Regions from separate parts of the Mus musculus genome. Here region 1 is linked to region 2. Evidence: chromatin contacts called from ENCODE POLR2A ChIA-PET data. All regions are on one chromosome and are shown on one strand. Each heading gives the region's core, a stretch centred on a gene start or an enhancer-like site at or near the end of the contact. The rest is flanking DNA. Distances are from core to core; before and after follow the strand shown.

Region 1 (4,604 bases), core at 483-2,982, 66 kb before region 2:
CCAGATTTCTCCAGCTCTGGGCCTCAGAACCATGAATACACCTCCCTGAGGAAACATTTGAATTCTGGGCTTCTGTCAGGCTACTTGCCCAGAGAGGCATTTCCTCAGGTCCCCAAGACCATACGTGTGCTCTTATGGTCAATGTTCATCTGTCTCAGGCAACCCCGCTCCCCCATATACCTGCAGTCCCTGCATGACTGAGATACCAAGTGCTGTGAATGAGGTTTCTTAAAGAGAAAAATCCATTGTTAACATTTGACTACGGTAGAAATAGAAAACAGAGGCGGCAAATCGGTACCTGCTGGGCCACAGTAATGTTTTGTTGTTTAAATGAAGTTGACTTGCCTGATACAAAATTATCCATTTTAACTTAAGGTACTGGGAATTGAACCCAGGGCCTCAAGCAGCCTCTGAGAGAATGCTCTCCTACTGAGTCACACCCCAGCCCTCTGTAAGACAATGTAAAAGGAAAGTGCTGTCACCACCACCTGATTCCAGGACAAAACCCGATAACTTGCAAGGATCATCCTCATTTCTCCCTCCCTGTGGCTTCTAGCACTAGCCTGCATTCTGTCCATAAAGGTTCACACATGGTCTCTGCTGGGTTTCTTTGACTTACCATCACTTGTTAGAGGTTTGAGTTGTAGCATGAAATGGCACTATGCCTTTTCTGTGGTAAGTAATATTCCACTGTATGGTTGGACCACACTGTTTATCCTTTCACTAATTGCTGGAGGGTTTGACCTGTGTCCTTCTTTTGACTGTTATACACAGGATTGCTATGATCATCTGAGTGCAAGCACTTGTTGGCATACCTGATTTCTTTAGTCATATACCCAGGAGTGGAAATGCTATCATGAATCTGTTTAACTTACTGGTTTGGTTTTTTTTTTTTATCTTAAAAACAACAACAACAAAATTACGTGTATGTGCCAGCGTGAGTAAATGTGCACCCAGTGCGAGTAATGCCCCCAGGGGCCGGGGGTGGGGGTGAGGGGGGGGGCGTTCCATACCCTGGAACTGGAGCTGCAAAGGATTGTGAGCAACCACGTGGTTGCTGGGAACCAAAACCGGGTCCTCTGCTAGAGCAGCAAGTACTCTTAACCACTGAACCATCTCTCCATACACAACCCTTACCACCCCACCCCACCCCACCCCACCCCACCCCACATCTATGTTTAACTTTTTAAGGAAGAAAAGGTGTTCCAACTTCTTACTCTTGAACGTGTCTGAGTGTCCAGCCTTCGGTTTCCGTCCCCGCTACTGGCTTACCCAACCCATATGACTCATTTACACTATCAGTCTGGCCCCTAAAGGCATCTGAACCTGCCGCCCCTAGAAGGCTGCACAGGTAAATCAACCTCCCTCCAAAATAAAAGTCCAGCGGCTAACTACTGTAGACGCCTACTACACCTCTTCGGCTCTTAGAGCGCGTCTTGGGTTTATTCTCAAACGAGGAAAGTGGCGCTTACCTGAGAAAGAGGCGGCAGAGACCTGACCAACCCATCCCAGCAAGCCAGTTTGGAAGCTGGTTCTGGAAGGAAACCGGGTGAGGCGGGCGAGGCCCGAGTTGGAGGAGGAGGAGAAGGAGGAGCAGCAAGCAGTGCGGCGCGCGCTCTAGAGCCTCGTCCGGGCTGGGGTCTGCAGAGCTGCTGCACGTGAGCGAGCGAACGAGCACGCATCGCGGTGGCCGCTGCACCATGCGCGGCTAGCGGTGGGGTCCCGGCCCCGCAGCACCCGCGAGCCCGGGCGGGGCTCAGGTCGCTCGGGGGCGGTGCCGGTTCCCGCCCCCCACATCCGGGGGCCGGGCTGGGCGCTGGGGCTCGCGCCGCGCGGGTGAGTCAGGCCGGGTTTTCCCTCCGTCTCTGGGGCCAGCGGACGAGTGTCGCCCAGTGCGTCCTTTGCCCGCCGATCCGGCTCCCGCGCGTTCCCGAAGAGCCTGGGAAGAGAAAGGTTCGAGACCGAGCTGGGGACTGCAGCGCGCCCTAGGATTCACGGAGCCAGCATGGTAAGTGGGTAGGGCGGGTCGCTGAGGTCGTTCTCGGACACCCGGCGGGGGTTGGCAGGATGCTGTGCGCGCCCCGGTGTCCTCTGCTCCCGCGCACGAGGCTGACCTGTAAATGCATTTTCCGTGGAGCATCGCCCCGATCCCCACGCCGCAGCTAGGAGGGGCAGGCGCCCTTGGCGCAGGAGTCTGACCTCGGCCTCCGCCCCCTGCACCAGCTCTAAGCAGGCCCCACAGACGGCGGGCGGGAGACGTGCACCCCACCCCGCCCCCTGGGTAGCTAGGAGGGCCTCCGGTAGTTCTGGGATCCCTTGCTTCCTCCACAGCCTTCCTGGGCGCAGTTCCACCGGGATGTCCAACCTGTCTTCTCTGCCGCCTTCCCGGGGACACCACTCACCTGCCCTCACCCTCAGGGTACCCTCTTCCTGCCTCAGCCCCCTACTGTGTCTGGTCCTCACCTGGGGACCTGCGAACAGGGGACGTCCCAAGGTCTGGGACTCTGTTCCAGTCCTGACTTTAGCCTTTGACAAAAGTAAGGACCAGGACTCTTAAGGTATCTCAGTATTAAGATGGGAGCTTGGGACATACCCAACCCAAAGATACAGATTGGGAATGGTTGTCCTTGGGCGGGAGCAGAGGCGGGAGGCCCTCCTGGACCTAGAGATGAGCCTCCTCCCAGGCTCTCACAAGCAGGGCTTCTCTGCCGACTGGCTGCGTGTGGGTGTGTATGTGCAAGACTGAATGAAAGCGACCAGCTAGTTCCCGACACCGCCTCTAGCAGTTTCCTGAGCTCAAGAGTCCCTAAACCTGCGCCACTTCCACTATTTCTTCTTCTTACCTCTTTCCCCAGGGCGGGCAGGAGGGATCTCTGGGAGGGGGGTTAAGTTCCATCCCTCTCAACCTTGCCCTTGGGAGAAACAAGCATGGGGGGCTGGGCAGGCTACGTAGACAGCAGAGTATACTAGTGGAAGGTGACCCCTAGCTGGGACAGCTGGGTGTAGTATAGAGGGCTTTACTGTGGGAATCCAGATTGGTCCTCAAAGCGGAGTCTTCTTTCAGCGTGTGATTCCTTCTTTCAAGCCTCAGTTTCCCTATGTGTAGATAGGGTCCTTTATGCCGTGCTCCACCGACTAGTGTGGAGACGATGTGACATTGTGAAATAGAAGAGCTCAGAAACACTGAAGCACTGGACATAGAGCAAAATGTGGATAATTCTGTCCAGGGGGTAGGGTATGCCAGCTGCCCCCATCGCCTCTCAGGCTGTCCCCATTTTTGGAGTTGGGACATTCCAGTGTCATTCCTCTGTGGCAGCTGCAGGCACACCCCTCAGAAAGGCTGATCCCCCCAGCAGGTGGTGTGACCCTCCCCTGGGGCACTCTGGTGGGACTAGTGGCAGTTCAGGTTGAACTGTAACTCCTGCCTCGGGGAGGATGAGGTGCCCTAACCTGAAGGAAATGCAGTGAAAGCTGCCTCCCATACTGCTGAACATGACCTTGGGCACCTCATTCCACCTCCTGGATGTGCTTTGAAGAGGCATCCAGGGTCTGGTGCTGGGGTGCCCCGCTGGGTACCTCTATTTGAGGCTTTCTGCACTGCTGGCTGATCCTGGGGCCAGAGGGAGACAGGAATGAAGGGGTACTGCTGTGGCTGGATGAGTAATGGTGTGTTCAGCTCCTTACAGAGCCCTGGGCATTAAGATAGACACCCTACTGTGGCAGCACAGCCCTAGCATTTGGTGGAACCCCCCCCCCACTCCCACTTTCTGTACTGCTCTGATCTCCCAGAGGTTATGAGGCTCTTGCTAGCTCTCTCCTACACACACACACACACACACACACACACACACATCACAGGCCAGAGAGCCTGCACAGCTGCCCTGGCCCAGGCAGGCAATCCCAAGGCTCCTAAGCAACGGAAAGGAAGGAATGTGTGTGTTGGGGGAGGGGCAGGGGTAGGTTGGGTTCTCTAGGAAAAGGGTTAGCCTCCAAACTAAGACCAGGGATGGCCTCAGCCCAGCAGGTCGAGCAGACAGTGCTACTGAGTGAGACCTGGTCTGGGTGGGTGACCTTGTATAAGCCATATTGTCCGTTGTTGGACAGGACTGTCCTCACTTTGGTCTCGTAACATACATTTGTCTACAGGACACTGTTTTCCGTATGAGGCCATTTGCATAGTTTGGCTCACGGCCACACTGGTTCATCCCTGAGACCTGAGACCCTTTTTGTGGGTACCACATAGTGTCAGTTGTTTCTCATGAGACTGCAAGCGAGTGACTGCACACAGGAAAGTGAGGGTCTGTGTGTTTGGGGTGCAATGGGTATATCTGACACTGTCCCCAGTGGGCATCCAGGACTTAACAGTTCACAAAGCCCTTTCTCCTCCGCGGCCTCTTTGTCAGTTATCCTGACAGAGATGACGGGGGTGGGGGGGGGGCCGAGGGGGGGGGGAGATGGCTGGAGACTAGATCTTGTTCCTTGAGGAGCAACTGAATATTTCACACGCGGTCATGTCTATCTAGCTCGTCAAGGTGAGGCAGTGTTGAATGGGGAGACAAGGTGACCAGGTCAAATTCTTTTGATTGTGGGTGACATCCTGAGTC
Region 2 (4,975 bases), core at 1,354-3,853:
CTCCTTCCATTTGACTGTAGCCCTGGACCCTTTCCCAGGACCTGCTCACTCTTTCCTCTTTTGTTTGGTTTGACAACATTCCTTGCCCCTTCATGCCACAGGGCCTTTGCCCAGGCTGTGCCAGGTGGTGACCAACCTGGACAAGCAGACTTTCCCCAAAGTGACAGCACCCTTCCTTCCTTCCATCTCCCCTAGCTACCTCCCCAGGAGCTCTTAGCATCTACACAGAGGCACAGTCAAGTCAGGTCCCCTGCTGCTTGCTTCTAGGCTTCATTATTTAGTATTCTTGCTTCGGAAAAGGACACTGCCATACTTTTATATTTCTCTGAGGAACCACTAGATGTTCTCTGTAATCTTACATTTCTCTGAAGAATTACTTGGTGTCCTGTAAGCTTGCTGAGCCACCTGAGGGCTGAATCCACAAGGAATAAATAAACCCATTACTTCACTAAGTCCCAATGTGCCTAGAAGGGAGGCGGTGGTGTCCTCTACAAAGGAAGAAATGGGAGCCAACAGAAAGAGCTCTAGGATCTACAACCTAGAAGCCCAGGAGCCTCGCCATGAAGTTGGCTCCACGCTCCCAAGCTCTCTGCACTGCACCCACAGGGATGATTCTCTTTTCTGAACTTGTTCTCAACAGCATGTTGTCTGCTGTTCACTTACCCAGAATTCAAGAAGTAAAACACAGAGAGCTGCTCCGGCAGGGTCTCCGACAGCCTCTGGGCATAGTCCACGATGTTGTCATGCAGGTAGCGGCTGTTGGTGTTGAGCACTAGGTTCTGTTCATGTGCGGCTTGGACCACGGTAGGGTGGCAGTGCCCAACTGCAAGAGGGGCATCTGCATCAAGTGGCCGACGTCACCCAGCCAGCCCCACCAGATGCCCCCTCCGCTCTATCTGCAAACCCATCCAGGGGAGACGAAGTTAACGAAGGCAAAGTGGAAAGAGGGGAGTTAATGATGGGGCGGGGGAGCCCAGAAGAGAGTCCAGCAGAAGGAAAAGAGGGTCAGAAATGCTATCTAGAAAACAAAGGTTTTTAGAGAGGTATTTTGAGACTCAGCTGGAGGGGCACTGTCAGAGGGTCAGCCATGGCATCTGCATTCTTAGAGCTCACGTGCCAACATGGTCAAAGCAAGGTAGCAATAATTAACACAATTACCTACAACACCGGGCAGTGAGTTTACCAAAAAGGCCCAGGATTAAGTCATTTCTCCTGAGACAGGGTCTCTCTGTGAAGCCCTAGTTGTCCCTGAAACTTGCTATGTAGGCGTAGGCCAGGCTGGCTGTTAACTCAGGAGACCCCCCTGCCTCTGTGCCCTGAGTGCTGGGAGAGTCCTGGGTTTTAACCCTTACCTGCCTGCAATGTGCCTTCTAACAGCTGTGGTAGCCCAGTTGGCTGAATTCATACTAAAGTTTCCTATTACCCCTATAGTAGTCAATAGAGGTGAAGGCCTGCTGTCAGCACCCTGCACGAGGCCAAGATGAGCACACTACATTTGTGGTCATGGATGGGTGGACTGTATATATGCCTGGTTTGATGTGAGTTCCACGTGGGACGTGCAGCTTGGACCTTGGCATGTGAACCTCTCAGGCCTGCCTGGTTTAGCACAGCTATGGTGTGGAGTCTTTTCACAAAGACTGGGGTGCCCCCCTGAGCATCCGATTCAGTTCTGTTCAACCCAGGCTATCAGTCAGATCTATGGCCTCAGCCTCCTCCCCTGTCTCACCAAGGGTGAGAGGCGTCATACTGACCATGAGCCACGTTGTTGATACAGTCCAGGTACTCTCGCCCTTGCTCATCGTACAGGTACTGCCCTTGGCCTCGGATAATCTTAACAGGATCCTCAGGAAAAAAGAGTCTGCAGGAAGAGCTGTGGGGACAGGCAAAGGATCGACAACCCTGTCTGAAGACTGACCTCCACTCATTACAGCCCCCTTCACTCCTTCCTGATTCTGGGATGGACAAAAGCTTGCAGGGCACGGTGGAACTTCCCTGCCTCCCCATTCCTGTGAACAGGACGGAGCAGAAAGTTTCTGAGACAAAACTAAGCCTTTGTGGCCCTCTCAGTTTTGCTTGCACACTGAGACTCCTCCAGTCCCAGTGAAAAGGGCTTCGGAATGGCTTCCTGAAGAAAACCCCCTTGTTAGGAGCTGCATCTCAGCCCCTAACATTCCTTGCCAACCCAGTGGCCTTGCTGTCCCCGTTAGTAATGGCTAGCTCCAGTCCTAAGTTCCAACCATAAGCTTCTCTCCACGTGGCACCGAGGATACTCCTCACAGGCCAAGAGCAGACTTCCTGTAACCCTGCCCGTGACATGACTGCCCCCCAGGCCAGGCCCAGCTCCTTATGCAGGTGGCTGCCAGGGGCAAAGCTCGCTCCACGGGACAGGGGACGCCCCGGAGTCGCGGGGTGGTTCACGGCCGCTTCTAGTAGGCTGAGGGAGGCGGGGAAATCAGGGACTCGGGGTGGGCGCTATACGCGCTTTCGGAGCCCACACCCGGTACCTGAGCAGCCGACGTCTCAGGTCCAGAGTGACGGCCTTGGCGCGCGTGTCCGCGGCCATGGCGCCGAGCGGTCAGCCAGTACCCAGATGCTGCGCGCTTAGCTCCGCCTCCGCCCGCGACGTCAGCTCTGGGTGGGGCTTCAGTGCTGGTCCCGCCCCCAGGAGCTCCCTTCCCGGGCGTTTACGGAACTTGCAAGCGAGATAGCTTGCAGTTCACGTCATCACGGGCGGATACTCTCCGCTGATCCATGGTCGGACTTCGCCCTTCTCTCCTACGCCCGAGGTTTCCCTCCCAGGAATGTGTCCCCAGACCGCCAGGTGGAGCGGGACTCTAAACTGCGGCGGGGCACGCCCGAGCAGGTTGCTGTCTCTGCGCTGATAACGTGACACCCTGTGAGGGTAAATTACTGGCACCCTGGAAGGACAAAGGCCTTCCTGGCATGGCGCTGTAGAGTTCGGTGCCACTGCTGGGGCAGACCACGGAGATCTCTAGAAATTCTTGCTAGGATTAGACAGGATAAACTTGACATGTCGCTACAGGAAGAGAATTTTGCAGTGGGCAGATAGGAAGAGGTTTGGAAAACTTCTGAGTCCTACCTTATGTACTGTGCAGGAAACAGGCCCAGAAAAGAACGGCTTTGCTCCGAGGCACACAATAGGCCCGCTGCAGAGGCCGGACTAAAACAAGGTCTCCTGAACTCTTACCTAGCACACTGAGTGACAAGAGACCTCTGTGGTCCCGGAGGTGGGAGAGAAGGGATACTCCCTTATGGGTTGAGCGCTGGAGCTGACTGTCTTGATGAACCCTGGAACAAAGGCCTGAGAAGGCCCCTCAGCAGACTGGGGCAGTCTTGTTCACATGCCAGCCCGCTGCCCCATTCTCCAGTAGCTTATTTCTTTTCTTCCCTAGAAAACTGCAAAATGCTTACAGCACTTATTAAAGAACAGCTTTGTATTCTTGTGGTTTTTGTTTGTTTTTATTGTGGTAAAATATACATAAAAAAACAAGCAATTTTGAAGGGTACATACAATTCAGTGGCATTAGTACATTCTCAATGTTGCATCTTGTCACCAAAACCCAGTCACAGAGCCCTTCCATCTTCCCCAACTGAGCGGTATTTCATGTTTTTAACCATAAACCTACCTAAAAGTCCATCTTCCTGCTCAGAAAAGGCCTATCCTTCCTGTCCTTGGTCCCATCCTCTCTCCATTTTCTGGCATCTGTCCTTTCAAGGCAACCCTGGAGGCCAAGAAGGCACAGGCTGAAAGGAGGAAGGGACTGAACAAGACTTGGATGTAGTGGGGGGCATGGTGGTGCAAGCCTGTAATCCCAGCACTTGGGAAGCTGAGGCAGAGCTGCAACTTTGGGACCAGCCTAAGTTATGTATTGAGACCCTGTCTCAACCAACAAGCAATCATTCCCCTGCCCAACCCTTGAATCCAGAGCAGGGTTTCCTCAGCTGGCATTCACAGTGAGCAGCTTCACTACTGGGCGTGTCCAGTGTCCTGGATTTCAGGTGTATGCTAACCTCGACTGTCTTCTGAATGCCAGGAGTGTCCCCCAATCCTGTGACAACTCAAAGCTTTAAGGACAGGGAATCTAGTAAGGTCGCTTCTCTCAAGCCTCAGAGCCATCTGTCCATGGGGACAGTCATCTCGTTGGTTTCTTTAGCGGCATGGAACACAGGATAGTCAAGGACTCAATAAACAGATACCTCCCTTCCAGAATTATTTGACTTACAAATAATTACAAAGAGAACTGGCCTTCTTGGTAGGGAGAACCAAGGCCTCCTCTCAGTCCTTGAGCCTCATTGTTGAGGCAGGGCACTCCCCAGCGTCTCACTTGGGACCTTGAACAACTCATTCTCTCTGTCCTCACTTCAGGCTGGCACAGGACACTCCATGGCTCTGCATGTCCATTTGCAAGGATACAAGGTATGAGTCCACACGGGGGCAGTAATGGGCCAAGAATGGCCCAGGGCAGCCTGAGGTGAAAGGGAGAGTTTGGGGCGTCAGCCTCTAGAAAGCTCTGCGTGCTGTCCACCCATCGTCAGGGGTCTGCCTAGCAGATTCCATATGTTGCCAAACAACCCTGAAGAAAAATTAGGGGACCTCCGAGAGCACGGGTTCAGTCCCAAGCCTGTCACTCTCGCCTGTCTGTGTATCTCTAAGCAGATAACTATGCACTGTGAGCCTCAGATTTCCTATATGTAAAATGGACACAGTGACACCTACCCCTGCAGCCCTAACGATGTTGTTCTTAGGATGAAGGAGGAGTGCTTTGTTGACTGTAGGCTGTGGTGGGCTTGGGAGGCTATGTCACATCTCCAAAGCAGGCATTGTTACCAGTGAGCCACCTTAGTCATCTTGGTCCACTACATCTGTTTTCTTTTTCTTTTTCTTTTATCTGGTTTCCTAGTTGACCCAGTGTGGCAGAGAACATGGTCTGCTGCTTTTTGCCAGCTCCTCAGG

What was found. ChIA-PET counts read pairs that join two places held with the same protein, here RNA polymerase II (POLR2A).
Region 1: POLR2A ChIA-PET joins it to region 2 with 20 read pairs in embryonic stem cell. The contact joins the promoter of D930048N14Rik here to the promoter of Phykpl in region 2. POLR2A ChIA-PET finds 5 or more read pairs at or near these places in 4 of 5 experiments (Patski and embryonic stem cell).

Annotation. Positions count from the first base shown.
Region 1 is chr11:51,648,082-51,652,685 of GRCm38, reverse strand. It overlaps D930048N14Rik (RIKEN cDNA D930048N14 gene), which reads right to left and starts at 1,732. Exons shown (of 4, transcript NR_027958.1): 1 at 1,473-1,732. It overlaps N4bp3 (NEDD4 binding protein 3), which reads left to right and starts at 1,613. Exons shown (of 5, transcript NM_145974.3): 1 at 1,613-2,008. It overlaps Gm30058 (a long non-coding RNA gene), which reads left to right. Exons shown (of 2, transcript XR_388627.1): 2 at 1-596.
Region 2 is chr11:51,582,409-51,587,383 of GRCm38, reverse strand. Phykpl (5-phosphohydroxy-L-lysine phospholyase) reads right to left here and starts at 2,603. Exons shown (of 13, transcript NM_028398.3): 1 at 2,505-2,603; 2 at 1,752-1,870; 3 at 664-823. The coding sequence starts at 2,563. Col23a1 (collagen, type XXIII, alpha 1) reads right to left here. Exons shown (of 29, transcript NM_153393.2): 29 at 3,459-4,975.